Regions from separate parts of the Homo sapiens genome. Here region 1 is linked to region 2. The links are chromatin loops, found by intact Hi-C in ENCODE. Cell type or tissue: heart left ventricle. All regions are shown on one strand. Each heading gives the region's core, and the rest is flanking DNA. Links, peaks and the distances in the headings are about the cores only.

Region 1 (15,979 bases), core at 3,938-11,937, 53 kb after region 2:
GAGGAAAGTACCTCCCAAAGGTGACCCAAGAGTTCCAAGCCTTCTCCCCTCTCTGATTTCTCATCCCAGGATCAGACCCTGTGCACCACCTAGGCTGGCTCCAGGTGGTCAGCTTCCAAAGCAAAGGCTATGGCCATCAGCACTTTTTTTTTTCCTAATCATTTCTTCATATATTTAAATTTTTTAAGACAGAGTCTCCCTCTGTTGCCTAGGGTGGAGTACAGTGGCACGATCTTGGTTCTCTGCAGCCTCAACCTCCTGGACTCAAGCAAGCCTCCCACCTCAGCCTCCCGAGTAACTGAGACCACAGACATGCACTACCACGCTCAGCTAATTTTCATACTTTTTGTAGAGATGGGGTCTGACTATGGTGCCCAGGCTGGTCTCGAACTCTTGGGATCAAGCAATTCTCCCGCTTTGCCTCCCAAAGTGTTGGGATTATAGACATGAGCCACTGTGTCCAGCCGTTTGTTTTTTTTGTTGTTGTTGTTATTTTCTGTTTTTTTTAGAGAGAAGTTCTTGCTCTATTGCCGAGGCTGGAGCGCAGTGGTGCAATCAGAGCTCACTACAGCCTCAAAGCCCTGGACTCAAGGGATCCTCCCGCCTCAGTCTCCTGAGTAGCTGGGACTACAGGTGTGCATCACCACACCTGGCTAATTTTTTTATTTTTTATTTTTTTAAGTGACGGAGTCTCACTAAGTTGCCCAGACTGGTCTTAAAACCCTGGCCTCAAGCCTCAGCCTCCCAAAGTGCTGGGATTACAGGTATGGGCCATTGTGCCCAGCCCATCAGCTTCTTTATTTCCCTTCTAAAACCACAGATACTTTGCCTCTGGTTGCCTGCTATCATTGGATTCCACTGGACTATGTTTGGGGCTGACTTGTGACCAATTCTTTATGATGTGGGAAAATGCTCATGATCTAGTATTGGGTAGGAAAAAAAAATTAAATCAAAATCTTATTATGCAACGTGTTCCCAATTTTGTTTAAAAAATGTATATACTCACCCACGTATATAAAAGACTAAAAGAGACTACACCAAAATGTTAGCAGTTATGTCTGGACTTGTGAACGTTTTAGTTTTCTCTTCATGCTTTTCTGAATATTCCACACTTTCTAGGATGATCCTGTGTAGAGGCAGTACATAGCTCAGAATCTTTTTTTATTTTTATTTATTTTTTTTGAGATGGAGTCTCGCTCTGTCACCAGGCTGAAGTGCAGTGGCACAATCTCGGCTCACTGTAACCTCCGCCTCCCAGGTTCAAGTGATTCTCCTGCCTCAGCCTCCCAAGTAGCTGGGATTACAGGTATGTGCCACCACGCCTGGCTAATTTTTGTGTTTTTAGCAGAGATGGAGTTTCATCATGTTAACCAGGCTGGTCTTGAACACTGACCTCAGGTGATCCACCCACCTTGGCCTCCCAAGGTGCTGGGATTACAGGCGTGAGCCACTGTGCCTGGTCGACTGTTTTTTTATTTTTATATTTTTTATTTTTTAGAGATGGGTTCTCATTATATCGCCCAAGATGGATTCAAACTCCTGGACTCAAGCAATTCTTCTGCCTCAACCTCTCAAAGTGCTGGACTACAGACACGTGCCACTGCACCCTTGGACTCTGAAGTTTGAGAGCCATGGTTTGAATTCCACAACCACCACTTGGTAGCTGTGGGAACTTGGATAAAAGTATTTTATCTCTTGAGCCTTACTTTCTTTTTTTGAAAGGGAAGATAGGAATGACTCCTTCCTTATTAGGATTGTCATGAGGAGGGAATGAGGTCATGCAGTTTTAGCATGTGTCTTGGTGCCTGAAATATAGTAAGTGCTCAGTATATGTGAGATCCTTTTTACATATTACTTTTATACTCTGGAAAAAAAGTAAATATTCTTAAAAAATAACCACCTGGCTAAAAATTTGCCATTTGGATTAAAGTACACCGAGAAAACAACAAAAGCCCTCCTCGAAACGTGGTGTCTCTAAAAGTGGCTGAAACAAGAATGATCATACGATAAGGTAGGGTTTAACTATGTCAACGTTCCTATGAAAAGGCAATATACGGCCGGGCACGGTGGCTCACGCCTGTAATCCCAGCAATTTGGGAGGCTGAGGCAGATGGATCACGAGGTCAGGAGTTCAAGACCATCCTGACCAAGATGGTGGAACCCTGTCTCTACTAAAAATACAAAAATTAGCCGGGCACAGTGGCAGGCACTTGTAATTCCAGCTACTTGGGAGGCTGAGGCAGGAGAATCGCTTGAACCCAGGAGGCGGAGTTGCAGTGAGCCGAGATTATGCCACTGCATTCCAGCCTGGGTGACAGAGTAAGATTCCATCTCCAGAAAAAAAAAAAAAAAAGAAAGAAAAGGGAGTATAAGCTGGGAAGGGTGTTGAATGAGGAGTGATGACTGTGATAAATGCAAAGCTGATGAAAGAAAATATAGATGCTTTTTAAATGAAAAACAAAACAAAATAAAAAAACCCCTCACAAAACTAGGTAGATTAGATCACAGAATAATGGACCAAGCTATAAAGCAACTAGCAGAAGAAAAGCATATAACTCAGAAAGTAGGGAGAGTCTGTGAGTTGGGTAAACAGGAATGCTCTGTCTGGCTAGGGCATTAGAGAGGCAGTGTTGCCTAGGGCCCAGGCAGGATGACAGGGGCTGAGTCAGAAACAGCCCTGGGTTAAACTGGGGCGGAAGTTAGACCCCATTTAGACAAGGGACTTTGGGGATTGGAACTATGGATTTGGCCAGCCTGGGGAGCTCTGAAACACAACTGTTTATAGCACTAGGTGCAGGAGATAAGCTGAGCAAGTTAGGAGAATGTACACTTCACTAATCTGAATATAGCTGAGAGCCTGGATCTCCTGACATTGTTGTTAAGCAGTGTGGCCTTCCAATAGCCTGACCTGTTTTGTGCCAGTGACACTAGAGGATGTTGGACACCACAAAGAAGTAAAAAGAGAATCACCACCATTACCAGGATTCCAAATGCAGTCCAGACCTCCTCTCCACCTTGGCATAGTGGCCACATAGAGTCATACAGAGCGGGGCTGCAGGGAGCCGCACAAGCTCCCAGCATGAGTTTGAAGAGGGAGAGTGAAAGGTGGAGCTTCCTTAGATAAGGGCTCAATAATTCTAGGAGACCAATTCCTAAGCCAAGTCTCCTGGGGAACTGGCCATTGTTTCAACTCCGGTCACCAACTTCCTAGGAAGATGTCACCAGTCTCTGTCACTGAAGCCCAGCTGAGCAAGACAGCAGTGAGATCTTACTTTTAAATGTTGGTACCCAACTATAATTAATCTGCAGCATTGTTTGGGTAGGAGGAAGCAGAGAATGTTAGAGTTGAAACATCCTAGAAGTACATTTAGCCCTAACTCTTCATTTTACATCTGAACAAATTGAAGCCCAGAAAGGTTCAGTGATTTCCCAAAAGTGACAGAACAACTTAAGTGGCTCAAGTTCCAGGTTTCCCAACTTCCAGTCTGGAACTCACTTCTCTAGACCACCCTGCCTGTCATTAGGAAGGCTTTGCAATTATTCAGGCATGAGATGATGAGGTTTTGAGCAGGGAGGGTGGCCCTGGGAAGGAAGAAGGTAAAGTTCACTGTGGTCTGTTTGTTTAGAGAAAATTTTCTATTTGTTTATATCCATCCATCCATCCAAGCATTCTTTTTTTTTTTTTTTTTTTTTTAAGATGGAGTCTTGCTCTGCTGCCCAGGCTGGAGTGCCATGGCATGATCTCGGCTTACTGCCACCTCTGCCTCCAGGGTTCAAGCAATTCTCCTGCCTCAGTCTCCTGAGTAGCTGAGACTATAGGCACTTGCCACAACATCTGGCTGATTTTTGTACTTTTAGTAGAGATGGGTTTTCATCATGTTGGCCAAGCTGGCCTCGAACCCCTAATGTTAGGTGATCCACCCTCCTCGGCCTCCCAAAGTGCTGAGATTACAAACATGAGCCACCACACCCGGCCCATCTATCCGTTCTTTACTGATCCTCATTCTATGAGCCAAAGACTGTGCTAAACACCGAGTATATAGGAATGACTAAAGCATCACTCTCCTTTCAAGTAGCTTGCAGGCTGATGAGTGGGCTCAGTGAAAACGCTGCAGCCAAAACCAACAAGTCGCTGCATCTCAGAAACCATGCTGCCATAAGCCTGTTCACATGAACTCTCAGCTAATATTCACACCCTTGTCTGCAAGTCACTGCATCTGAAACCATCTCCCATCATTGGATGCCATCCCTGAGAAACTGGGAGGGGACCAGAGAATTCCCCCTGTTCCAAGAGAGCCTGGAGCACTTAAGTGATCTATAGGAAGCAGGAGCAAGAACTGCACTTAATGCCAAGCCCCTTCCAGCCAGGAAAGGCAAGTTCTGGTTCACGCATTATCTTGGCTAAGCTGCCACTTCTTGCCAGCTAAAGTCTCTGCGTGGGTGTGTGCTGGGAAAAGCAGGGGAGATTCCAGCCTGAGACTCTCTTGCTTGTTTATCCAGGGGCAGCTCAATTCCAGTGCAGCTGACAGTTGATCTGGGTGACCAAATAGTGATAGCACCCTTGGGCTACAGCTTCTACAAAAACAAGTAGTGTTGTCACCCAGTCTGACTCCCTCCATCAACAAGAGATTTCCCAGCATTGACTTCTACAGCCGCTACTCCCAGGGGAGGAATGCAGGGCACGAGTAAACAAGGTGAGGTGGTTGCAGCTCTCTACCCTCCACTCTGCCTTATTTCACCAGGACTCTTCTTGCTCAAATATCAAGCAAAGCCCTAGAGCTGGCACCAAGAGGGTAACCTGTCTCATGGAAATGATGGAGCCCCTGCATGCCCTTTGATGGAGAGTTGCAGGAGGCTGGGGCCTCTGGGCCTTTCGCTACGGGGAGACAGTGGGCTATGACCCTTTTATAAATGTACTGAGCCCAAAGGTTAGCAGGGAGCAGGTGGGCAGGCTGGTGCCAGGCTCCATGGAAAAGGAAGGGAGAAATGGAGGGACAAGATAGGAAAAATTAAAATTCGATGACTACCCTGGCTCATAGTAGTGAGCCAGGCACTCAGAACATGTATCACTCTTCATTTGTGTGTGTTCATATTTTCCAGAGGAAATTGAGTCTGAGAGCCTAAATAATTTGTCCACGGTCACACAGCTGGCCAGCCAGACTTGAATCCAGTTCCATCAGACTCCCTCAAATCTGCACTTTTATATAACACCACCTGCTGGGATTGGAAGGCCAACTAGGTGATTTAGGACACAGGGCATTTTTATACAGAAAGGCACAGGAATGGATTCAGGATTTGGTAAGCTCTGACCCCCGGGGCTGAAAACCCAGTGGAAATTAGCATTCTTTGCTATATCAATATAAGACTTCAGCATCCTGTTTCCTAGTCCCAGTAAATGGATTTTCCAGTGTTAAGGAAATCTCTTTTCATCTGCTCCTCTTACAGGGCTAAATGGCTTAGGTCAGAAATACAAACAGAAAACACAGATAAATCCAGGGTCATACTTTCTTTCAGACTTTTCTATATTGCTCCTAATGTCCCCCATCAAAGCAGACTGTGAGGCCAGGTGCAGTGTTTCACGCCTGTAATCCCAGCACTTTGGGAGGCAGAGGCAGGTGGATTGCTTGAGCCCAGAAGTTTGAGACCAGCCTGAGCAACATAGCAAGACCCATTTCTAAAAAAAATTTTTTTTTAATTTGCTGGGTGTGGTGGTGCACACCTGTAGTCCCAGCTACTCAGGAGGTTGAGTTGGGAGGATCCCTTGAGCCCAGGAGTTGGAGGCTACAGAGAGCCATGATGACACCATTACACTCCAGCCTGGGCGAAAAAGTGAGATCCTGTCTCTAAAAACAAAAAACAAAACAAAAACAAAACACAGTAGGCTGTGGGGGTTAGGGACCAGAAGCACGCCCAGAGGGTTACCCCACTGTTCTCAGTGGCCCACTGTCTGAGTCATTTTTCCCTCTGACATTGGGAAGCCTAGGAATACAAAAGTTACCAAAGCAAAATCCACTAAATAACTTTTTATTGAGTACTTACTATGTGCCAAATACTGTTCTGGGCACTTGGGATATATCAATGAGCAAGGCGAAGACCATTGCTCTCATGGAGCTTATCTTCCAGGAGAGTAAATAACCTTTTTTTGTGTATTAGAAGGGCCGTGAGCTTTGGTGTCAGGCCTGGGTCACATATCAGCCCCAACCCTAATGAGCCAGATGATCTCTGGGCAAGCTATTTAACTCACGGAGTGTTAGCTTTCTTATCTGTAAAATGGGAACCATAGCATGTTGTAAGAGTGTAGTAAGGATTACAGATAATGTATATTAATCGGCTGGCACAAAGCAGGGTTCAAAAATGGTTAGTACTATTTTTCCAGTCCCAGCTGAATCCACAGATTCTGGGACAACTCGCATGCCCTCTTATTTAGGGGCTTCAACCAGAGCATTATCTTTAAGATATCCTAGAGAGAGTCTGGTGTGGTGAAGAATGTAGTTGGGTTGAATCAACCTAAAGCCAATGAATTTTCCCTCTAGAAATGTCTGCTCCCACCCCTAGACCTGATGAAAAAGATAGGCCTGATTAGTCTCCCTCCCCTGCCACAAGCCACAGATCACTGGAGTGCAGAGGACATCAGATCTAAGCTGGAATCAGCATCTGTTGGCGTTTGGACTGAGAGACCGAGTTAATTTACTTCGGAGAGCTAAGTGGGAAGGCCACATGGACTGACAGATGGAACCTACTGCCTGGTTCACCCACAATGGGTCCTGTGCTTGTGGATGAAAGAGCAGGAGCCCATCTGTGAAGAAGAGAGTGCTACAGCTCCAGGATGTAGGTGTGGCTCACAGAGGGGCTACACTTCCCACACCTAAGTTCTGTGCTATTTCCCTGTAATGGCCTAATAAAGCTCCCTTTTACTTTTGCTTCTCTGAGTAGGCTTCTATTCTCACAACCAGATGATCTCCAAGAAAAAGCCTGTACCTGTCTCAGAAGGTGGTTGTTGTGACATAATTTGGAAGCATCTGGCATTTAGTCGACATTCAATAAATGCTGTTGAAACTTCCCATGTTCTTGTCAACCAGTCAGTCACTCAGCCATGGAAAGAGGAAATCTATAAATGGGCTAAACTAAGGGTGCATCTTAGCCTTATGGTTTATGAACATCTTTATCATGTGGAAAATGAAGACAATGCTAATATCGACCTCACTGTTCACTGAGAATATTAAATGAGATGATTCAAGTTTAATACCTATCACATAAATAATAAATGTTAGCTCGATTATTACTTCTACCAATGTCATTGTTATTTAAGATGTGACAAGAGCAGGGTGCAGTGGCTCACACCTCTAATCCCAGCACTCTGGGGGGCCAAGGTGGGCAGATTGCTTGAGACCAGGAGTTTGAGACCAGCCTGGGCAACATGGCGAAACCCCACCTCTACTAAAAATTCAAAAAAAAAAAATTAGCTGGGCATGGTGGCACGCACTTGTAGTCCCAGTTACAAGGGAGGCTGAGGTGGGAGAATCACCTGATCCTAGGAAGTTGAGGTTGCAGTGAGCCATGATTGTGCCACTGTACTCCAGCCTGGGCGATGGGAGTGAAACCCTGTCTCAAAAAAGGATGCAACAAGTGTTTTAGATCTTGATCTAAGCAAGGAGGGAGGATGCAGTGAGAGCAGGAGTGGGAACACACAGAGAACAGGAGGATGTTCTTGGGAGTGGGGTCAAGGGGTTGGGCAGTCAAGAGAAGGAACTGAGATGAAGAGTGGGGAATAGGAAGAGGGGGTCACCGGAATAATAAGCTTTACGTATATCTAGCACTTTAATGTTTATGGGATGCTTTTACCTACAATACCTTATTTGTCTGTCATAACACTCTATGGGGTAAGTAATGAAAGGCGATATTATACAAACTTTAAAGAGGGCAAAACTCAGGCTAGGTGCAGATGTGTACAGCATGTACCAACTGAAGCTAAATCCACTCCTTTATCCTTTATACCACATTGCCTCTGAAAATAGGGATTAAGAGGCTGAAATGAGAGGTAAAGACTGGAGGAGGAACTGGAGGGCTTCTCTGGAGAGGTATTGTTCTATTTCTCAGTACCATTTGGATTCCTCTGGGCATCCCAGCAACAGAACATCTCCACCCCATCAGAGGCAGAGGCTCCGGATATAAGCAGGGGATGGTAAAGTCAGGTAACACTGGGAGGCCAACCGAGCGGCTGAATAAACCAGGCTGGACCCACACCCAGCTTCGGCACCATGCCCTGGTCCAGGAGAAGGCTTTCTTCAGCAAAGGACAAGCGCAAGCCCTTTACCATTCAGGCCATGGTCTCACTGCTAACACCAGGGGCTGCCCTGCAATGATATCTAAGGCCCCTACCAGCTCAGTTGTGCGTCGGGTCTAGATCTTACCTCCCTGAAGTCAAGGGTTAAATGTGCTCTCCAGGGAAACAGATGCAAACTCCCTAGAGCACTACCAACAAGCGGGGCTTGCTGTGAGTCCCCAGGCTTGGGACAATCATCCCTGAGCTTAACATCAGTGATGCTGAGCCCTTCCTTTGCCTCCCGGATACCACTTCTTCCCAAACCCTTAACATAGTGCTTGGCATATGGTCTGTGCTCGCTTCATGTTTGTTGGATAAATAAATGGATAAGTGAACAAGCAAATGAATGACAGATTGGCTCTGGCAATCAAATCAGCCTGTGCTGTCACATTATGGTGGCCCCGCCCTCTTGACTCTTAGATCCCAAATCAGAGCTCAGCAGCCAACCTGACTTAGTCAGCTGCTAAGGAAGGATGGAGTTAATAGTGCTTCCCCTCCTTCCCCTCTGCACTTCCTCTGACCTTTTGGAGGAGGCACACCCTGAGGAAAGCGTAGGGCCAAGAATACCCCGGCAGGAGGAGATCTCTGCACACCTCTTCCCAGGACTTCTGCTTCCCCTCTCAATTACTCTGCCTCTCTCAGCTCAAGGCCCAGTGTGCGAGGAGGAGCCATGGAGGGGACTGTTAGGAGCTGCACGGTGATACGGGCAGTGCCAAATACTTCTTTGCATTTTCTGTGTGCTAATGACCTTAATTGTTAATAATAACAGCAACAGTAACAATCATGCCACCAGCACCTTTATGGTTTCTAGAATCTGTCTTCCAAACTGCTCCTAGCACATGACCTCACATCAACCTTGGAGGGACGGGGATAGTTCTCTCTGCCATGTGGGTAGAGACATTGGGAACCAGGGAAGTTTGGTGTTGATCTGGTCACACAGTGTTGCAGTGATGGGGTCGAGGTCCCAGTCTTGGAGTGGGGAGAACTAGGCTGTACCCCCACCTCTGCCTCAAACTAACCCAGTGTCTTTGGGCAAGTCTCGAGGTGCCAGTTCTCTGTCCATCTCAAATGCTCTGTCTCAGTAAAATGAGCCTGGTGACAAGCCCAAAGCCTGGTGACCGTCCTCCCCTGTACAAGGTCAGAAAGCTCCTGGAATGGATGCTTGCTGCTTGCTGTGCCTGTCCTTGCATCCTAACAGATGTCGTACGAGTGCTCCCCACAAAGAAGGCTGTAATATGGACAGCAGGGAGAAAACATCAAAAAATCATCCTAATGGTCCATAAGTGCCAGGAAAGCAGACAGGTGGCAGGCCGCTGCTGAGGCCAGATGCCATCCTGCCCACAGTACCGGTACTGGCTCAGACAAAGGCTGGAGGCCTTCCAGCGAGTGGGATCAGACAGCCTCCCTCACCTGCCAGAGTATCCGATTCTCCAGGATGCTCTGAGTGTCCTCAGTCGGGTGGTAGCAGCACACCCCTTCCTCCCCATCTCCCCTCCCCTCCTCCATCAAATCTGTCCTTTCTCTTTAAAATCCTGTTTGGCAATCACCTCCTCCATGAATAATTTCCAGTTGAGCCCTGCCAAATTCTAGTCTCCCCATTCCCACTAAGACCCCTTCAGCCCCCAGCCATCCTATTAGCAGTTACCAGCCATCACTAGGTCATGTGTCCCTGCACCAGATGAGATTTCAAGTGTGTGTTCCCGCTCTTGTATCCCACTAGACAGAGGATGAATAGGGCCAGTATTTCCATTTCCTCCTTTCTTAAATTTTCCTCCGTCTTCAGCTCCCAAGATAGGAAGCAGGGCATTTGGGACACAAGAAAAGCAGACTATAGATGGATGATACATTCCTCTCTACCTTGGGCAGCTTCCCTGGCCAGTTGCCAGGAAGGCTAATGCTAGAATCTCAACCAGAGTCCAAACAAGGGCTCTGCCAACATGTCTACCTCTAGGGCTGAAAGTCTGGATTGGCAAGGAGGGTAAGCTGGCCTAGCAGCTGGCAACTTTGCCTGAATTTCTAATCCAACCCACAGCTCAGATGAAAACCTAATCTCTGCAGCTCACAACACTGACTGTAATGCCACTGACATTATTCCAGTGTCGAATAATATTGTTAGGTGAGCTACATGAAATTGCCTTTGTAGGTCAAAAGTGGTTGTATATTGGCTTTTTTTTTTTTTTTTTTTGAGACAGAGTCTTGCTCTGTCACCCAGGCTGGAGTGCAGTGGTGCGATCTCGGCTCACTGCAGGCTCCGCCCCCCCCCGGGGGTTCACGCCATTCTCCTGCCTCAGCCTCCCCAGTAGCTGGGACTACAGGCGCCTGCCACCTCGCCCGGCTAATTTTTTCTATTTTTAGTAGAGACGGGGCTTCACCGTGTTAGCCAGGATGGTTTCAATCTCCTGACCTCGTGATCCGCCTGCCTCGGCCTTCCAAAGTGCTGGGATTACAGGCGTGAGCCACCGCACCCAGCCGTATATTGGCATTTTCATATGGTTCAATATAATAACTTTTGGGGGGATTATGTGCCCTAGGAAACTTTGTGAAAGTTTGAATTTCTCTACCTCTAGCTAATATTCCTTAGTTTCTGGCCTAGGACATAGCAGAATTACGGCCTTGGAAGGTACTTCCTAATTGAAGTTCCCGGCAGGTGGAGGTGGGAAATCTTAGAACCTGTTCTACTCCCAAACATCAATGGTGGCAGTTCAAAGCCATATGCTTTTTGGCCTCTTTTCCCCTGGTCATCCTGGGCAGAAGGATGGGACTTGGCTGCAAATTGTTACATTGTGCTAGACTCTATCTGTGATAAAAGAGTTTGGTTTGGGCATTGAGAGTTTTACTCCTTTGTCTTCTATAGAAGAGGAGGGTCTTGAATCAGGAATGTCTGTATGTCCAAACTTGGTTTCATGTAACAGTGCAGTTGATGAAGGCCCAGAGATATCCCCTGCTTCAATCAAGGTTACACAGCAGACAAGAGTCCAGATTACCAGTTTTCTGACTCCCAGTCCCGTGCTCTTCTGGCAAGCCTGGCAGCCCACTAGAACAAACTCCTCCCTGTCTGCCCCCTTCCAACTTCCTGGCTCCCGCTCTTTCAGGCTCCCTCACCAACACAGAAGGGGAATTGACTAAAGGATTAATAGCCGTCACCTACATGAGCCTACGTAAAAAGAGCCCTGAGTCATGTAGGGCCTAGCCCCAGGGTTTCCAGGAGAAGAGAGGGAGAAAAAGAGAGAGAGAAGCCATCCTGGAAACTCAATCTCTCTCCAGAGCGACGATCAGGATGGGGAGGCGGGGGTGGGTAGCACAATGATTTGGGTCAATGACAGGACAGCCAGGTGTGCTGCCCTTGCCAAGGGAGTGCCTAGAAGGCCTTGCTTAGCTCAGGCATGAAGGCTCCAGGCAGGCACTGCTTGCTGGTTTCTTTCAGAATCACCTAATTAGAGAATTCTAAGGGACACTAAAGGTTTGGTCAGCAACAATCTCTGGGCTGTTTGGTGAATTTCTTCTCTTACAGCCTGGGACCTGTCTCCTCAAAAGTTAGGTGGGTGACTCTGGAAGCCCTCAGTCCCCAGGTTCCCTCAGCTGGCCCCATGGCATGGTGGGAGAATGCCTGTCATCCTACCTCCCTTTGTGGCCCACTCATCAGGGCCCAGGTGCTCCTGTCTGGACAGGAGAGGCTGTGGGTGGGGAGCAGTGAGGGTGGGAAGGTAGGCTTCCTAAAGGACCTTACTTTCTTAGAAGATCCCTCTGTGTGCTCCATGGGGACTCTCAGCACCCAAGAGCTTAGAAAAGACACTCCTATTGGTCAGGAGTTTTGCAGATAAAGTGAGAAGAAACCAGGAATCTAGGAGTGCCTCTGGCATGGACTTCTCTCTCTGGCTAAGTATTTGGAAAAATTTCAAACCTGAAAGGTTGAAAAAAATAGCACAATAAACAACTGCAGACCCTTTACTTAGTTTCACCTTTTTTTTTTGAGACAGGGTCTCACTCTGTCAACAGGCTGGAGTATAGTTTCATGATCACGGCTCACTGCAGCCTCAAGTTATCCTCCTGCCTCAGCCTGCTGAGTAGCTAGGACTACAGACAGGTGCACAGCCTCCATGCCCAGCTAATTTTTTATTTTGTAGAGGTGGAGTCTTCCTATGTCATCCATCTCTACAAAAAAACAAAACAACAATAACAACAAAAAAATTAGCCAGCCATGGTGGCATGCACCTGCTCCAGTTACTTGGGAGGCTGAGGTCGGAGGATTGCTTGAACCTGGGAGTTTGAGGCTGCAGTGAGCTATGACTGCACCACTGCACCCCAGTCTGGGTGACAGAACAAGGCCCTGTTTCAAAAATAAATGGGGGCTGAGTGTGATAGCTCAAACCTGCAATCCCAGCACTTTGGGAGGCTGAGGAGGGTGGATCACCTGAGGTTGGGAGTTTGAGACCAGCCTGACCAACATGGAGAAACCTCGTCTCTACTAAAAATACAAAATTAGCCGGGTGTAGTGGTACATGCCTGTAATCCCAGCTACTCAGGAGGCTGAGGCAGGAGAATCGTTTGAAATCAGGAGGCGGAGGTTGCGGTGAGCTGAGTTTGCAGCATTGCACTCCAGCCTGGGCAACAAGAGCAAAACTCCATCTCAAAAAATAATAAATAAATAAATAAATGGGGCCGGGTGCGGTGGTTCATGCCTGTAATCCCCGCACTTTGGGAAGCTGAAGCAGGTGGATTGCTTGAGCCCAGGATTTCGAGCCCAATCTGGACAACACGGTGAAACCCCGTCTCTACAAAAAATATGAAAATTAGCCAGGCATGATAGCATGCGCCTGTAGTCCTAGGTACTTGGGAGGCTGAGGTGGGAGGATAGCTTGAGCCCAGGAGATCAAGGCTGCTGTGAGTTGTGATTGTGCCACTGCACTCCAGCTGGATGATAAAGCAAGACCCGGTCTCAAAAACAAACAAACAAACAAAGAGATGCATTTCTGTTGCTTAAGCCACCCAGTCTATGATGTTGTTTTAGCAGCCCAAACTAAGATATGCTAAGACCAATCTTTCACCCAGTGGTTTTAGTATCCATTAAACGCTAGACTAAATCAGCTATTATAGTAGAGGCTGCAAACTGGTCAATTTAAAGTTCCAGTCTGGCACTGTGTCTCACCCATTATCCTGGTGCTTTGGGAGGCTGAGGCAAGAGGATCGCTTGAGCCTAGGAGTTCAAGGCTATGGGCCACTGCACTCCAACATGGCTGACAGAGTGAGACCCTATCTCTAAAAATAGGTAGGTAAATAAAGATAATGTTGGCTAAAAGATGCAAAGTTTCAGTAGACAGAAGGAATGTTTCTGAGATTTACTGCACTACATGGTGACTATAGTTAATGTAATGCATGTTTCAGAATTGCTAAGAGAGATTTTAAATGTTTACACTACAAAAACAACGATAAATGTGTGAGGTGATGGATATGTTGATAGTTTGACTTAATCGTTCCGTAATGTATGCATATATCAAAACATCACATTACACCCCATACATATATGAAACTAGTATTTTTCTATTAAAATTAAATTTAAAAAAATTTTTTTTGAGACGGAGTTTCACTCTTCTTGCCCAGGCTGGAGTGCAATAGTGTGATCTTGGCTCACTGCAACCTCCGCCTCCCAGGTTCAAGCGATTCTCCTGCCTCAGCCTCCCGAGTAGCTGGGATTATAGGCATGCACTACCACGCCCGGCTAATTTTGTATTTTTAGTAGAGACGGGGTTTCTCCATATTGGTCAGGCTAGTCTAAAACTCCCGACCTCAGGTGATCTACCCACCTCAGCCTCACATAAAATTAAATTTAAAGAAAAATCTTGTCATTACTACTAGATTTTATTAGTTGGCATTTACTTTATTTATTTATTTATTTATTTATTTATTTATCTGATATGGAGTCTCGCTCTGTCTCCCACTGGAAGTGCAGTGGCACAATCTTGGCTTACTGCAACCTCTGCCTCCTGAGTTCAATCGATTTCCGGCTAATTTTTATATTTTTAGTAGAGACAGGGTTTCACCATGTTGGCCAGGCTGGTCTCAAACTCCTGACCTCAAGTAATCCACCTGCCTGGGCTTCCCAAAGTGCTGGGATTACAGGTATGAGCCACTGCGCCCAACTGGCATTTACTTTTTAATTTTTTGAGACTGAGTCTTGCTTTATCACCCATTCTAGAGTGCAGTGTCATGATCAGAGCTCATGGGAGCCTCAAACGCCTGGGCTCCAGCGATCCTCCTGCCCTGGCCTCCCAGTGTGGTAGGATTACAGAGTGAGGCCTTGTGTCTGGCCTCGTTGGCATTTCTGTTCAGAGTTTTCCCTCCCTGCTCCTCCCTGTCCATGTCAACTGTCAAAATAGACTCAAGGAATTTTTAATATTCAATGTGTTACAATCTATTACCATTATCCTTTGGAATGCTTAATGTGTTTCACCTCTGGTTGGCGGGAGACCCTTTAAGCCAGCTCCTGTGACAACATGTCATGACATGAGCATGCTCTAGTTTCTGGCACAACACAGTTCACTTATACTTTCCCAGTCTCAGACTTGAAATTAGTCATTTTTTCAAGGAGCACTGTTCCTTACAACCTCCCCCGTGGGAAGTTGTACTTAGAAATAAAAATCCAGGTACTAGGTGTGTTCCTTTCCACAGTCCTTTCAGTGGACAGACCCACAAGATATACAAAAAAACCCCGAAAGATTCTTTTTCCCCTTCCCCCATTCCATACTTATATCTCTCTTTTTCCATAGTGAGACCCTGATTTCCAGAAATATCACCATAGTTACTCATTTCATCTATCATACAATAAACGAAACAGTTTCCAATTTATGACACAAATACCACAACCAATAACATGTCTACAAAGTAAAGGTCAAGATTTCTTTGTAGGTGGTTTTTTTTTTTTTTTTTACTTAAAATATGAATATAGAATCAGGGAATGAAGGTTAAAAAGTACTTAAATTAGGCCAGGCGTGGTGGCTCACGCCTGTAATCCCAGCACTTTGGGAGGCTGAGGTGGGCGGATCATGAGGTCGGGAGATCGAAACCATCCTGGCTAACATGGTGAAACCCTGTCTCTACTAAAAATACAAAAAATTAGCCGGGCGTGGTGGCAGGCGCCTGTAGTCCCAGCTACTCAGGAAGATAAGGCAGGAGAATGGCGTGAACCCGGGCGGCAGAGCTTGCAGTGAGCCGAGATCCCACCACCGCACTCCAGCCTGGGCAACAGAGCGAGACTCTGTCTCAAAAAAAAAAAAATTTCTTACTTCTCCTGCTTTCTTATCCCAAAGGTGGCATACTATATACTGTACTATGTCTTGGTTTTTTCACTTAATAATATATCCTAACAATCATGTCATATAAGTTCACAGGGCTCCTAGTCATTCTTTTTTTTTTCTTTTTGGCTACCTAGGATTCTATTGTATGGACTGTACCATTGTTTGTTTAACCATTTTTTAAAGAATGGGCATTTGGATAGTTTCCAATGATTTCCTATTGTAAATATGCCTTTAAAAACCACCTTGTGGCTGGGCTTGGTGGCTCACACCTATAATCCCAGCTCAGGCAGGTAGATTGCCTGAGCTCAGGAGTTTGAGACCAGCCTGGGCAACACGGTGAAACCCCATCTCTATTAAAATACAA
Region 2 (15,979 bases), core at 3,969-11,968:
CCTTGTATTCCACCCACCAAAATGCTGTTGCCCCAGCTGAACCCCAGGGAAGGAGATGGGACAGAGTCAGAGGAGAGAACAGGGTCTGGATCCTGTGGCCTAGGTGTTTGCAGGGAGGTAAATGGGAACTTGGGCAGCCAGGGCCTATACCTGAGAGCAACATGGGGTCTTTGTCCAGGGACTTCTTGACATGGTCAGATTCCCCTGTCAGAGAGCTCTCATCAATCTTCAGATCATTCCCTTGGATCAGGATTCCATCTGCAGGCAGCAGATCACCTAGAGCACAAAGGGGAAGGAGGGACAGTGAAGGAGATAGTAAGAGACTGGCTGAGGGTAGGGTCCTCCAACTCCTTCAACCCTATCTCATGGCTGTTCCCATGGGCCCTATCTAGACAGCAATGGCCGAGAGTACATGGAGACTCTTTACAAGTCTTCAGCTCTGTACAATCTGGGAGAAGGTTGCTTTCCAGGCATTATAAATTCAAACTCTTATTCATCCCCAACACCTTTCCATGGCCTGAATGTTATACACTTTTAACCCTAAGACACACAGGGTACAAGTCTGACAATCTTGCGACAGAGTTTCAGCTACTCCTTTCTGAAATGGCTTCCCACAACCTCTTTAAACTCTAACCTAGAAGTGAATACAATTTTGGATCTTATCTTTTTGGGTTTTCAGCAATTCCCAGCCCCCTCATGCCAAAGGACCTATCCCTTAAATGGGGGTGGTGGTGGGGTAAGCAAAAGAAACACGGAGCTCTCACCGTATTTGACTTGGGCAATATCACCAACCACAATCTCAGCCACAGGGAGCTGGATGAGTTGACCGTTTCGGATGATGGAGAACTTTTGCTCCTGTTCAATGCGGCACTGCAGCCCCCGGAATTGCTTCTCTTTGCTCCAATCATTAAAGGCAGTCACTAACACCACGATGATCACTGAGAAAAGGATGGCTGCCCCCTCAATCCAGCCAGCTTGTGCCTCATTTTCATCTTCTGGGGTAGTTGCGACTTGACCACACACTATCCCAGGAAGGGAGAGAAATAGTCACTGAAGGGCTTTTGTTGACATTAAGAAATAGGAGTAGTGCTTCCACAATCACCCCAAGATAGAAAGTCAGGAAAAGTGAATAATAGCAAATACAACTGTTGGCTGGAAGAGGATATCAGAGGATAGCAGGATTGAGTATTGTCTTATCACTAGTGTAACTATTTATGTTAATCCAAAAGAGGCAAATGACTAAATAGTACAAACTATCAAATTTAGGGAAGTCACATGTAAGGTCACACTTATGGTTCCCAACATGGTCAGGCTTTCACTACTGTTTCCCATCATGCCAGACAATTGGTGGCAGGGGGCACTTTGAGATGTAGGGTTTTGTTGGTTGGATAAGGGTAGAGAATTCCTGGCTGGGGGTGTTGGTTCACACCTGCAATCCCAGCACTCTGGGAGGCCAAGGCAGGCAGATCGCTTGACCCCAGGGGTTTGAGACCAACCTGGGCAACATAGTGAGACCTTGTCTCTATGTTGTAAAAATTATTAAATAGGCCAGGCAAGTGGGTCACGCCTGTAATCCCAGCACTTTAGGAGGCCAAGGCGGGTGGATCACCTGAGGTCAGGAGTTTGATACCAGTCTGGCCAACATGGTAAGGCCCTGTCTCTACTAAAAATACAAAAATTAGCCAGGCGTGATGGCACACGCCTGTAATCCCAGCTACTCAGGAGGCCGAGGCACGAGAATTGCTTGAACCCAGGAGGTTGCAGTGAGCCCAGATTAAGCTGCTGCACCCAGCCTGGGTGACAGAGCAAGATTCCATTAAAATAATAATAATAATAATAATTAATAAATAAATAAAATGTCTTAAAAGGGTAGAGGATTCCTGACATTCCGAAAAAGGATTTAATAGAAGACAGAGGGTGAGGGTGGGGTGGGGAGGAACCCTTGGAATAAGGATGAGTTGGAAGAATAGCTTAGTAGCTACTGCTTGGTTTCCTTTGGAAAGCCCACTCTGGATAATGGGGGAAATGTTTTAAGCTATAACCTGTCAGCCACCAATACTAAGCGCTTGGTGGTGGTGGTGGAAAGAACCCAGATAAGAGTCACGCTGAGCTGTTTAGGACACTCACGTTCATTTTCTTCACCAGCAGGGCGATAAAAGGACAGGACCAGGGAGATGATGGCTGCAATCTCCAGGATGATAAGCGTGACATCTTGAAGAGCTTCCCACACTAATTCTAAGAAAGTCTTGGGCTTTTTGGGGGGGATCACGTTGTGTCCAAACACCTGCCTACGTTTCTCCAGATCTGCAGGGTTCCCAGACAGACCTGAAAAGGAGATAGGAGTGGATGAATGAATGTAGGAAAAAAGGAAAATGATAAAAGGCAGTTTTGAAGTGGCAGTGAGCCATGATCATGTCATTACACTCTAGCCTGGGCAACAGAGAGAGACGCTGTCTCAAAAATAAATAAAATAAAGAGGCCAGGCATGGTATCTCACGTCTGTAATCCTAGCACTTTGGGAGGCCAAGGTGGGTGAATTGCTTATGTTTAGGAGTTCGAGACCAGCCTGGGCAACATGGTGAAACCTTGTCTCCACAAAAAAGACAAAAATTAGCCAGGCATGATGTGGTGCACCTGTAGTCACAGCTACTCAGGAAGCCGAAGTGGGAAGATTGTTTTGACCTCAGGAGTTTGAGGCTGCAGTGAGCAGCAGTGATCACGTCATTGCACTCCAGCCTGGGCAACAAAATGAGACCTTGTCTCTAAAATAAAATAAATAAAAAAGACCCTTTCCTTCCTGATTTGCTCAAGTATGAGATCCAGTTAGAGACAACCATCCTAATCTGCCCAGGACTTAGAGAGGGTGGAACTTTCAGTCTAAAAATGGGCAAAATGAAACTAGTCAGCCATGGGACCACTCACTTATCTTAGTAACAAGTATAAGCTGGATAAATTCTTAACCAGACATAAAATCTTATCTGCTACTGATTGAGTATGCCCCAGGCTCCAGCTCTGAGAACATTAAATATTAAAGTGGTTCTTGGGATTCACATAGAACTTTTATGTCATATTAACAGGTAAATGCTGCAGTGATTTAAAAGCAGAGTGAGCTGCCATCCATTGGCTCACACACAAAGGCCAGGAAGAACAAGCTCCTTGCTCAAGGTCATGCAAGATGGAGGCAGAGCCCACACATGTGTCCTAATTCTAAGATCCAGGAGCTTTAGGGGAGCATCAGGGCAGAGTCTTTAAGACTATAACTTGTGGGCATTCCCTTTAAGCACATGTGCCCCTCTTCTGTCACACACATATACACACCTGTGTGCCTAGGTGTATGCATGTACACACACTCACAGAGGCACAAACACACACCACTGAGAGATACTACCATTCTACTAAGGACTAAGTAGGTACTAAGGGAAGTACTACTACTCAGATTGAATAAAAAGAGAACAAGAAAGGTGGGGCCACAAAGTTTTCAGATGCCACGCAGTACTTGATTAGCAGCATCCTCCCTACCAACATACGTTTGCTTACATACCTGTGTGTACACACACCACATGCCACACACACTATACAGACACATACACACCACAAACCACATACACCACTCACATCACACACCTTATACACAATATACAGACACATACACACCAAACACAAACCACATACACAATACATACCACACAGATATATGACACACACACACACAGAACATGCACCACATACATACCACACCTACTCTCTACGCACTTTCCCAGAGGGACAAGAGATAGGCAGAATTATTCTCAGTGCTTTCCTTATATTTGGGTCCTTTCATGGGTCCCCAGGTGGGGCTACCCTTGAAGGGAAGAGGGGCAATCCTACCATGGTGATTAATGCCAGTTGGTGTTCAAGTTGTTTACACGCTGAGGCAAATTAGTCCTGGTTTTGGCACTGGAAGCTGTTGGTTGCCGGTTTGAAGGGTTTCCCAGAGGCAGGGTAGGGTGACTTTTGTCTTGAAAAAAGGTTAGCAGCTGAGGAGGGTCAGAATCAGAGGAAGGGAACTTCAACTGAGCTTCACAGAGAGAACAAGAAGTGGATGATGGAGGCTGCAGGGACAAAACGGAGGCAAAGGACTTGGATGCCAGAGGCCTTCTTTACACTTTAGTCAATGTGAAGGGCTATTCTGTTGCTGAGGAAGGAATGCAGACGTGGTATACAGGCAAATGTCTACTCTTCACTGAAAATCTTCACTGAATAGAACCCAAGAGTGGGCCGGGCGTGGTGGCTCATGCCTGTAATCCCAGCACTTTGGGAGGCCAAGGTGGGTGTATCACTTGAGGTCAGGAGTTTGAAACCAGCCTGGCCAACACGGTGAAACCTCATCTCTACTAAAAATACAAAAAAATTAGCTGGGTGTGGTGGCGCATGCCTGTAATCCCAGCTACTAGGGAGGCTGAGGCAAGAGAATTGCAATCTGGGAGGCAGAGGTTGCAGTGAGCTGAGATCATGCAACTGCACTCCAGCCTGGGCGAGAGAGAGACTCTGTCTCAAAAAAGAACCCAGGAGTGTTACCTTAAATGTCAAAAGGAGAGATTTGGGTTAGGACCTGAGGAAGACATCTGAACAGATAAAGATTTTGAAAATGGGAAAATAGGTACCCAAGGGAGCATTATTTGCAGAGTTTGGGATGGCCTCCATTTCCCTATCCTATAAAACAAAAAGCATCAGGAGACATACATAAGATACTCATCTGTCTGGGAAGGTAGATGTGGGGGGTGGGAGATGAAAGTGGGGGGGCAGGGGATGAACTAGCATCCACACCTATGCAGTTAGGGGTGTGAGGGCCCTCTTTTGAGACCACATTCACTTGCTAGTGCTTAGGAGAGAGACACAGGGGCTGGTTAGGGAAGTGGTGCCTGATGGCTTATCCAGGGTCTCCTGACTCCCAGTGCCCAAGCACATCACCCTGGCCTCCAGCTTAGGGGCACAGCTGAGCCCCGCAGAGCTGTGAGGTTTGGCCAAACCTCTAGAAGCAAATTGGGTTGCTCCCCAGAGACTCCCTGCCCCACCAGCCTGAGAAGTCAGGTTCCCAGTAGGAGGGAAAGCCAGAGCCTGGGAAAGGAGTGTTCTGGGCAGGGAATCTTTAGCCCCAGACAGGCAGAGGCAGACTTGCCAAAGGGGCAGGGCCTTGCTGGTCCTTTCTCCCCAGGGACCAGAGATGGCAAGGCTGTGCCAAGTTGGGTCTGCTGTGCTGGAGAGCCAGGCTTGCTGGCAGGAGTGCTGGTAATTTGTTAAGCTACCTGGGACGCTTCTCAAAAAAGCAGGATTCACAATGTAAAGGGAGTAGATGCCCTTTCCTTCTTACCAAGGTTTAGTAGATGATTATGAGGGCAAACCAAGACATCAGATATTAAAGATCATAAGGTGCACCCCAATAGCCTAATGAAACCCTCCCTCCCAAAAAGAGGGACATATGAGGGGCAGAGAACAGGGCTACCTGTCCCTCTCTGCTCTCATGCTAATACCCTGTAATCATCTTTGATGCCCAGCCCCCATCTCCTATATCATGTAGTTGAGAAATCCTATCAGCTTCAAAATATATCTAAAGTCCAATCACTTTCCATTTTCACTGTTATCATCCTGGTCTAAACCATCCTCTCTCATCTGGATTATAGCAATCATCTTCTAACTGGTCTCCTTGCCTCCACCCTCCCTCTCCTGTTCTTAGTCTCTTCTCAATGTATTAGCCAGAATGATCTTTTTTAAGATCCAAGGCAGTACATGCGATTCATCTGCTCAAAACCCTCTGGCTTTTACTTAGAGTAAAACTAGGCACCAAGGACTTAATGATGGGCTTCCAGGACCCTTATGACTCCCCCAGCCCCCCAGTCCTTATCTCCTACTAGTTTCTCCATGTTCACTGAGATCTGGCCCAACCAGCCTGCCTGCTGTTCTCTAAACGCACTAGACAGGCATCTACATCAGGGCCTCTGCACAAGCTGTTCCCTCTGCCCAGATTCCTCTTTGTTGGAGAGGGCTCACTTCCTCACCTCCCTCAGGTCTTTGTACAAACATCTTCTTTTTAGTGAGGCCTACCCTGACCACTGTATTTACCTGGCACTCTTGATCCCCCTCATCCTGCTCAATCATTTCCCTCCACAGGTCTTCTCACCTAGCATATAATAGGACACATTCATTTATTGTTTGTCCACCTCCTCCACAAGGGCAGGATTTTTATCTTTGTTCCTCAGGCCTACAGCATTGCCCAGCACATTGTACACACACAAATTTGTAGAATGAACTGAATGAATGAGTGATAACTAAGATTGCTAACATTTAAGTGATTACTATGTGCCAGATGCCTCACCAGGCACATTCATGCCTTCTCATTCAAGCATCACAAACCCCTACCTGGTAGCTACTATTAACCCAATTTGACATAGAAGCAAACTAAGGCCTGGCAGGGGTATGACTACTTGAGCTTATTAAGTGGCAGAGTCTATGCCACCCCACAGAGGGCCACTGGATGCCAACCTAGATACAGAGGACGCTGGGACATGGAGGCAGCTGCACTCAGCTGAGGCTTCAATCTAGTGTGACTAACTTGTCCTGGTTTGCCTAGGACTTGCCAGGTTTTAGCACTGAAGTTTCTGCCTCCTGGGAACCCCGCTCAGTCCCGGGCAAACCGGGATGGTTGGCCACCCTACTTCCTTCACCACGGGGCAGGGTTGCATGCTGCTTTCCTCTGTACCTCTAAGCAAGCCAGCGCTGTTCCCACTGTCTACAATTGGGGTGGATTAGTCCTGTCTTTTTTCTTCCTGGCCTCAGGGATGGTAACATCGCCATCAGGTTCATCAGAGTCCAAACCTATGAATTTTGTACTCAATAAAACCTTTCTTATGGCCTTTTTTGGACCCAAGCAAATGAAGTGACATACACTATGGAAAACATAAAAAGTCAGGGCTTGTTCTTACCTAAATGCTCTCAAAGTCACTTGCTTGCTTCTTTTTTTTGCCATTTTCTACTCATCTATGTGTTCCACCTTAAGTCACCCTGAGCTTGTACAATAGCAACCTTAAGAAGTCAAGTGGCTGTCTCAGTTCCCAGTATGCCCTGCAGCAAGGCGGGGCAGGTCAAGGCTCTTAGCTGTAGTAGCCTTGGGAATCCTCTCTGACATGTGGTGAGGCATGGGAAAGCCATGTGGGACTGGGAGCTCGGCCAATCCCCAGTTTTGGGCTTTCCATTCCAATTCTTTCTGCCCTAGAGAGTCTTTCAGGCCCTGATCTCAGCAGCTGTAATTTCACACAAATACTTGTCCAGCCTGGGAAAAGGCTCTAAAAGGCCCTGATCTCTGCAGTGGTTTCTCAGATGCTCACACAACCTCCTGGAGAGGGGAAGGAAAACTTGGCAGGGAGAGAATGCTGGAAACACAGGAAAAGGGTTTCCCCTAGAAATTCCTCAGGAAACTGAGGGGAAATCTTGTCCTCAAGAACATGAGAGAGAAAGCCCCACCCAGAGTGGGAGTACTTCTGGCCCTATGAACCAGACTGAACACATGAGCTGGGAGAGGCAAAGAGAATGTTTAGCTGTGAAGTCATCACCCCCACCCCATGCTGGGGAGGTGCACGGCCCCTGCCCAGGCTGGGTGGGAACATAGAATAAACAGCAGTGGAATATTTGTGTCTGCCATGAGTGTGCAGGACCTAGGGCCTGGGAGGAGAAATGCAGCCCAACCCTCAGTGGCTTAGCTCCAGCAGGGAAGGGCCAACGACATCGGCAGAGGCACTACTTATCAGAACCAGCTCAGCCCCAGAAAGGGTGGGGCTAGGGTAGACATCAGGAGGGACTTCCCAGCTGTCTGAGTTATGACACCTTGCCAAAGGAGGCAGCAGAATCTTCTCCCACTCATATAGTACCAGGGAGAATTTTCTCTGGGTTGATTTGAAGGCTGTCCTCTTTTGGAACTTGAGAAGGACAGACAGCAGAATACCTTTTAAGTCCTTCCTTAAAAGGATTTGGGTTTTGTTTGGTGGCTCATGCCTGTAATCCCAGAATTTTGGGAGGCCAAGGTGGGAGGATAGCTTGAGCTCAGGAGTTCGAGACCAGCCGGGGCAATACGGAAAGATTCTGTCTCTACAAATAATAAAAAAAATTAGCTGGACATGATGGCGTGTGCCTGTGGTCCCAGCTACTCAGGAGGTTGAGGCAGGAGGATGGCCTCAGCCCAGGAGGTTGAGGCTACAGTAAGCCGTGATTTTGCCACTACATTCCAGCCTGGGCAACAGAGCAAGACCCTGTCTCAAAAAAAGAAAAAAAAGGCCGGGTGTGGTGGCTCACGCCTGCAATCCCAGCACTTTGGGAGGCCGAGGCGGGCGGATCATGAGGTCAGGAGATCGAGACCATCCTGGCTAACACAGTGAAACCCCGTCTCTACTAAAAATACAAAAATTAGCTGGGTGTGGTGGCGGGCGCCTGTAGTCCCAGCTACTCGGGAGGCTGAGGCAGGAGAATGGTGTGAACACGGGAGGCGGAGCTTGCAGTGAGCTGAGATTGCGCCACTGCACTCCAGCCTGGGCAACAGAGCCAGACTCCATCTCAAAAAAAAAAAGTTAAAATTAATTTTAAAAAACCCCAACAACCCTGGATTTGGGGACTGAGGGGGAGGAGTAACTTAAAATCAAAATAGGGCCATGCAAGATCTAGCCATCTCTGGCTAATAACCGAATGCTACTCTTCCGAGTATACAGCAGTTTCCCTGCTTCAGCACCTCCAGTTTAATACACGCATGGCTTGGAGATTTGCTCCCTATCTGCTAGACTTCCAGCTCCTAGAGATAAAGCAGTTGATTCAAGGTCACAGCCAGAGGATGATGAACTTGGAGAACAATGCTTCTTTTCTCATTCTGGTCAGCAAAACCCTTCCCAAGGTGGGCCGCTTCCTCAGGGCATGCTTCCCTTTATCCCGCCCCCTGCTCTTGGCCTTTTTTTGAAAACAGCAACTGTGGCCCAGGGAAAAAAGTCTCCCTAGAGCTCTCTAGTTAGCTTTCTGCTCTGCCACTCTGCCACCTTCTGTACTTCATGAATGTGCTTCCATCTGGTGTCATATTCCCACCTTGGAGCTAAATAATAAGAATGAAAGCCCCACTTTCGGTAGATGCAGTATCTGCTTCACCCAAGGAGGGAATGCTATTTTTCTTCCCAACAGCTAATGGTCCAATGTAAGCCAAGAATGAGAAGGTTAAAAACCAAATCAGACCCCCAAAAAACTTGCAACAGTTGCTGCTGAGTTGTCAAAGGAATGGAGCATAAAGGGCTCCAGGAGAGAAAGCAGGAAGGGGAAGCCTCCTGCTTCCAGGTTGGGGAAGCCTTAGCTACTCTCCTCGTGAAGATCCCTCTGACCCCAGCTGGACAGCATTATGACAGTGAACCCAGAAGCCCAGCTCTAGGCAAGGAGGGCTAAGTAGAAAAGAACTGGCAGAGCCTGGGCTGGGCTAGGAAGAGAGAACCCACAGCCTACAAGAAGCCTAATTCAGCCCTAGGCATGAAACTCAAACCAGACAGGGAATTCCTAGGATGCAAAGTGGAGTTCCCTGTGGTGGGGGATGGGGAGGGGCAGAGGGAGGACACTTTTGGCTTGAGTCCTTCTCACATCGTGAATTAGTTAGTGCTAATCCATCTGCCCAAAATTTGGTAGGCAGAGTGGACCACAGAATGTTAATCTCTGAGGCCATGCCCAGATCACTGTTATTAGGGTCACTTATTTGCCATCCTTAGTAGAGTTGGGGCAAGAGATGATGGCTACAGGGCAGAGGGCACAAAGAAAGAGGAAAATAGAGGTTATGCTTCTAACCTCAAGTGGAGGAGCTCCTAAAAATTGATATTCCAGAACAGACTATAAGCTCTAAAGATAGGGAAGAAAAATCTCAAAGAACCCAGTTGCCCATCTTCCTCTCACATCTGTTCCATCCCATCTTCACTCACCTAGTCCTCCACATCCCCCTAACGCCACCGTGCTTTAGAGCAGCGGTCTCTAAGCGGGGGGCATGCATCCATCTGTTAGAGTGAGGAAAATATATGTTTGCCTATCTTATTATGTAAATAAAAGTGTTAGATGTATTAATAGTAAGGCAATAGTCTTGTAGGTGAACATTTACTTGGGATATGTACTCAATTTTTTCCAGATTGACAATACTACTAGAAATTTCAATCTGCTACACCGAGGAAGAGCCCAATCCCAGTACATCTCAGCTTGTAGCAAAATGGACAATTCCTGGTAAAACATGCCACTGCCCTCAAAAGGCACAGTGACGGGAACACAGTTAAGCCCCAGAGATCTTAAGGTGATAGACGTTCATCTAAATCCTCAAGCTAATAAAACAAAATTGTAATTTGGGTTGGCCGTCTTAAAACACATTTTTTTTCCCGCCTGCCACTTACTCCCCAAGGAATCTCAGCTCCCTAAACCTAGTAACTACCCAGTAATTAAGGAAGGCAAAAATGCTGGCATCTTATGCCAGGAATATTCAGCAGGTGGTAGCAATGATCATAGAGCGTGGCCATGCTAGAGCTTCACTGGGTAATCCCTAAATGATACAGGTGTGCTGTCTCCAGCTCTAAGCCCCCTTCCCCTCCCCTGCAATGCCTTCAGCTTAGGTCCCTACACTGTGTTCCCATAGACGCTGCTCTTCCTCATCGAAGCCCTATGGCAAGATTTCTGAAATTGCCTTCATTCATATGCATCTTCTTTTAGCCTGTAAGCTCTATGGAAGGAGGCACTGCACCTGTCATGTTCACCCTTGTGTCCCTAGCACCTAGCAGTTTTTAAGTATTAGTTGAATGTTGTTGAAAAAGAATTGGAGGCCCTCAATATCTCACTGTCACGCCTTCAACTCTGCAGAGGAGAAAAGAAGTAGAAGGGTACAGAAGGAACATAAAACAGAAAGTTCCACCAACAATCTTTTAGATCCAAATTCAACCAAAATAGCCTTCAGCCTTTTGAAAGAAGGCCTACAGTTAATAATTTGCTGTTTATTCAAGGCTCCCCTTGTTTCCCATTCTGTTCTGGGCCCAGACCTTGCCTCCAAGGGCTGGCCTAACTCTTCCTCAGAAAACACCATTCTTCCTCCTAAAAAGGATAGCGTAGCTAAGGACCAATGTGCAAAATTCTACAGGGAAAAAAGAACACGTATAACCTCTACCTAGGCCGCCAGGACCATCCCTTTTTCCTTCACACAAAAGGGTATTGAGACTAAGGAAAATACCTCTTCCTTCTTCCCCTTAAGCCACAGGTAATTTTCATCCCAGATTCACAAAAAGCTTCTTCCACTCACGAGGCCATGAGACTCCACAGGAAACCACACAGAAGGTAAAAGGCTATCTTCTAGCCTATACCAACCAAACTGCTCTGTTCTTTGGGGATTGGAAAGATTGGTTGAGGTGGGAATGGGACAGGGAAAGAAGAGACAATAAAAGGAGGGGGAAAAAACTGGAATGGGGAACGAAGCAAGCAAACAAGAAGGATTCCATTGTGCAAAATGCTCAGATTGTCCCTCCTGATAAACCCAAGGCAACACAGCTTGCCCAGGAGCTCCAGTCTCACCCCTGCATCTTTGCTTTTGTTTATATACAGACATAAAGACTGAAATCTTTAGTTACTTTGATGTAAACATGTATTCTCTTTTATGTCTCCCCCACCCTTTCTTGTTGCCCTAAATTTTCTTCTCTTTTTGGCTCATGCTCTCAGCCTTATTTCTGGTTGTTGCTGAAGGCCATGTAGCTAAACATCTCCAAGCCTTCTTAAGTCTAACCAACTCTTGGCCACTGGGGCAACTCCTCTTACTCTAACTAGCTAATGTATACTCAAGGAACACAAGCCAGTATCAAAACATTGGGCTGAGGCTGCGCATGAGGGCTCATGCCTGTAATCCTAGCACTTTGGGGGGCCAAGGTGGGCAGATCGCTTGAGGCCAGGAGTTCAGGACCACCCTGGGCAACATGGAGAGACCCTGTCTCTACAAAAAAAAATACAAAAATTAGCTGGGCGTGGTGGTGCACACCTGTAGTCCCAGTTAACCAGGAGGCTAAGGTGGGAGGACTGCTTGAGCCTGGTAAGTGGAGGTTGCAGTGAGCCATGATTTCACCACTGCACTCCAGCCTCGGTGACAGAGCAAGACCCTGTTTCAAAAATAAAATTGAAAACAACAACAAAAAAACATTGGGTCAGTGGCGGCTCATGCCTGTAATCCCAGCACTTCGGGAGGCTGAGGTAGAGGTGGCAAAACCCCATCTCCACCAAAAAATACAAAAATTAACCCGGCATGGTGGCGCGCATCTGTGGTCCCAGCTACTTGGAAGGCTGAGGCAGGAGGATCAGTTGAGCCTGGGAGGCGGAGGTTGCAGTGAGCCGAGATCATGCCACTGCACTCCAGCCTGGGTGACAGAGTGAGAATCCATCCCAAAATAATAATAATAATAATAATAATAATAATAATAATAATAATAATCTCTTTCTCTCTCCCTCTCTCCAGGCTAAAGGGTTTAAATGACCTAAGTTCTTACCACCAGGTAGAATGGGATGGAATATTTCATGCCTTCTGACTTATACTCCATTAATGCTCTAAATGCTTCTTATGCTAGAGCAGTCTCACAGAGTATCTTAGCTAAAGCACAGATAGTGCTGGGACTACATGCATGAGCTACTGCGGCCAGCCAAAAGAGATAATTAAGTCCCACCTGCCTTTAGAATTGTGTAAATCTATGATAATAAAACCATGTTAGTATCAGAAATGTAATAAACTTCAAGTTCCATAAGCCCCCTTAAAAGCTATGGTTTAAAAAAAAATTCTGTCAATCTATACTAAAGATGCTATCAGTCCATAGAAAATAAAGGAAAAGGGTTATATTTTAGGAAACAATATCTCTGATCTTCACTTTCACCTTGGTTTCCAGCTAGCAGAATTCAAGCACCAGGTACATTTCTTTATTCTTATTATTGGTCCACTGGGACCTCCCACAATGACAAAATTCTCCTAGGCTGTCAGGCTGTGTGGCCTTCCATGAACAGGCTGGCTTTTTATAGGATGAGCATATTGGGGATCTTTTGTCTGCCTACCCTAACTAAACAGGTGAGCATTACCCTTGCCTGGGTAGATACTCCTATGTCTTAGCTGTTCTATATCTTCTTTTCTTTTCTTTTTTTTCTTTCTTTCTTCCTTTCTTTTCTTTCTTTTCTTTCTTTTTCTTTCTTATTTTTTTCTCCTTTTCTTATCTCTTTATTCTTCTTACACACTAGGACGTCACTGTTGGTACTGGGGACTAAAAATTACTAATGGAAAGGTTGTTTTCCAACACCGTCTCCCCAGTTCCAGAACAAGCCCTATGGTAACTCTTACATTACTACAAACTGGTGAGGCAGAAGAACTGCTTGAGTCCAGGAGTTTGAGACCAGTCTGGGCAACAGAGCAAGACCCCATCTCTCATAAAGAAAAAAAAAAAAAAAAAAAAGGCCAGATGCCATGGCTCACGCCTGTAATCCCAGCACTTTGGTAGGCCGAGGTGGATGGATCACCTGAGGTCAGGAGTTCGAGACCAGCCTGGCCAACATGATGAAACCCCGTCTCTACTAAAAATACAAAAAACTAGCTGGGAGTGGTGGCGTGCACCTGTAATCCTAGCTACTTGGGAGTCTGAAGCAGGAGAATTGCTTGAACCCAGGAGGCGGAGGTTGTAGTGAGCCAATATCGCGCCATTACACTCCAGCTTGGGCAACAAAAGCAAAACTCCTTCTAAAAAAAAAAAAAAAAAAAAAAAAAAGAAAGAAAAGAAAGAAAAACACCAGGACACATATTTGTGATCTAAGGAAGCAGTACATGGCAGTAGAAAATTGTGCCAGTGTTAGGAGTCCTAGGCTACAGGCATGGCCAGGGGCTGTAACGAGGGAAGCACTTGCCATTGGAAGGGGCTGAAACCAGGACTGGGAAAGGATCCAAGAGCATTAGCTATGTCTATAACATTTGATATCCAATGTTGACAGAAAGTAGAATATATGTTGGCCTTTGGGAAAGGAAGCTCTCTGGGAATCAGAAAGTAAACAGTGGCAGCTCTGGGAAGGGATCTGGAAAATTGGAGGAAAGCCTGAATCCTGCTGTCAGGAGTTCTCTAGGTTCCAGCTTCTTTGGACTCCCGAGTTCCTGTTTGTGAGACAGACAGCTGACCAGAGGGATCAAGAACAGCATAGGAAGGGAAAAAGAAAGATCCTGTTTAAATTCTGATGGGTGTTTGTAAAGTACTGCATAATCTCAGTGAAGATATAATTAAGAACAGACCCTCAGCAGTCAGTACGGCTGTAAAAGTGACTGAATAAAGAAATCTAGCTGGCAAGAAGTAGACAGAGCCCAAAGGGGTATGATTAAGGACTACCATTAGAAGGCAAAGACTGAGCCACATGAAAGCAATTAGATATTGCCACCTTACCCAGGGTTTTTTTTTTTTTTGTGATTAAGAAGTGAGCAAATGAAATGGACAGTAGTTGCAGTTACACACACAGTAACCTCTCCAGATAGGACAAAACATTGCACTCCATAGGCACCCATGTTCTGGCAAGTATCTACAGATGCATGGACTCTGTTTTAATCTGAGAAAACTAATCTATTGAACACCTAATTATAAGTATGAGCACTGTATATGTATTATTTAATCTCAGTAACTCTATGGGCTAGGTGTTATTAACATTATTTTCAAAGAAGAAACAGACTCAGGGAGGCTGAGTAAACTGTAGAGGGCTACTTAGTTAGTAAATGGTGGAGCTATCATTTGAACTCAAAGCCTATGAGATAGGAAACCAAATTCTAGAAGTAAAGAAAACAGGTAGGGAAGCTCCCTTAGGTTGTAAAGAAAATAAGACATAAACTAGGTATAGATATCTATGTAAAACTCTCTTTCTCTTTTTTCATCCTAAAGAGTCTAGGCTCCAAGTCACTAACTTATAATACAGCACTGGCAAAGGGTAACAACTTCTTAGAATTGGTGAGAAATATGCTGTGGCCTCTGAGGAAGATTCAGAAATAGGAGACCACATGAGACTGAAAGCCCCTAATGGACAAGATCTTTGCTCCATCTCATGCTACTCAACCATGAACTGCCAGATGTATAGGGCCAAGTAAGAATCTGCTACAGAGATGCTAAAACCAGACTAAAGTGAAAAAGCAAGTTTCCTTTTGTTCTTTCTACATTTTGATGAGGCAAAATTTCATAATACCATGGCACACTGGGCAACTGGGCTGGGCCAAAGCCTGAAGCTGAATTTTTCATTATCTTTTAAGTTTTTTTAGCTTTTAAGAAGAGATTAAGGCCGGGCGCAGTGGCTCATACCTGTAATCCCAGCACTTTGGGAGGTTGAGGTGAGCGGATCACCTGAGGTCAGGAGTTTGAGACCAGTGTGGTCAAAATGGTGAAACTCCATCTCTACTAAAAATACAAAATTAGCCACATGCCTGTAACCCCAGCTACTCAGGAGGCTGAAGCAGGATAATTGCTTGAATCCAGGAGGTGGAGGTTGCAGTGAGCCAAGATTGCACCATTGCACTCCAGCCTGCCTGGGCAACAAGAGTGAGACTCCTTCTCAAAACAAAAAAACCAAAAAAACAAAAAACAAAACAAACAAAAAAGATTAAGGAGAACTACATTAAAAGTGTATCCAGCAGAGTTGAAAAAAAATCACTTATAATTCCCTGACACAAAACAGTGAGTGATCCAAAGATATGATGGGTACAGTTATATACCTTGTGATTTAGCATCCCATTTCCTTTTTTTTTTCTTTTTATTTAAAATAGAGGCTGGGCGTGGTGGCTTATGCCTGTAAGCCTCCTCATCCCAACACTTTGGGAGGCCAAGGCAGGCAGATCACCTGAGGTCAGGAGTTCGAGACCAGCCTGACCCACAGGGTGAAATCCCATCTCTACTAAAATACAAAAAATTAGCTGGGCGTGGTGGTGCAC

What was found. Peaks named below come from ENCODE experiments on the same cell type or tissue, not always from the same donor. Only the 100,000 strongest peaks of a DNase experiment are listed, where the experiment ranks them.
Region 1: a loop joins it to region 2, with 2.5 times the contacts of the local background. A loop is called at or near these places in 11 of 110 quality-filtered maps.

Annotation. Positions count from the first base shown.
Region 1 is chr1:203,631,965-203,647,943 of GRCh38, reverse strand. The region is part of intron 1 of ATP2B4 (ATPase plasma membrane Ca2+ transporting 4); the gene reads right to left. Among named protein-coding and RNA genes, the nearest start is that of ATP2B4, 13 kb to the right of the region's middle. In heart left ventricle, for the core only: a CTCF peak has its summit at 8,876; no DNase peak of the experiment used is centred there; H3K27ac peaks cover 4,690 bases.
Region 2 is chr1:203,684,503-203,700,481 of GRCh38, reverse strand. ATP2B4 (ATPase plasma membrane Ca2+ transporting 4) reads right to left here. Exons shown (of 21, transcript NM_001684.5): 3 at 2,128-2,325; 4 at 765-1,022; 5 at 151-276. Among named protein-coding and RNA genes, the nearest start is that of SNORA77, 37 kb to the left of the region's middle. In heart left ventricle, for the core only: a CTCF peak has its summit at 7,059; DNase peaks (open chromatin) are centred at 7,151 and 7,721; H3K4me3 peaks cover 507 bases; H3K27ac peaks cover 2,667 bases.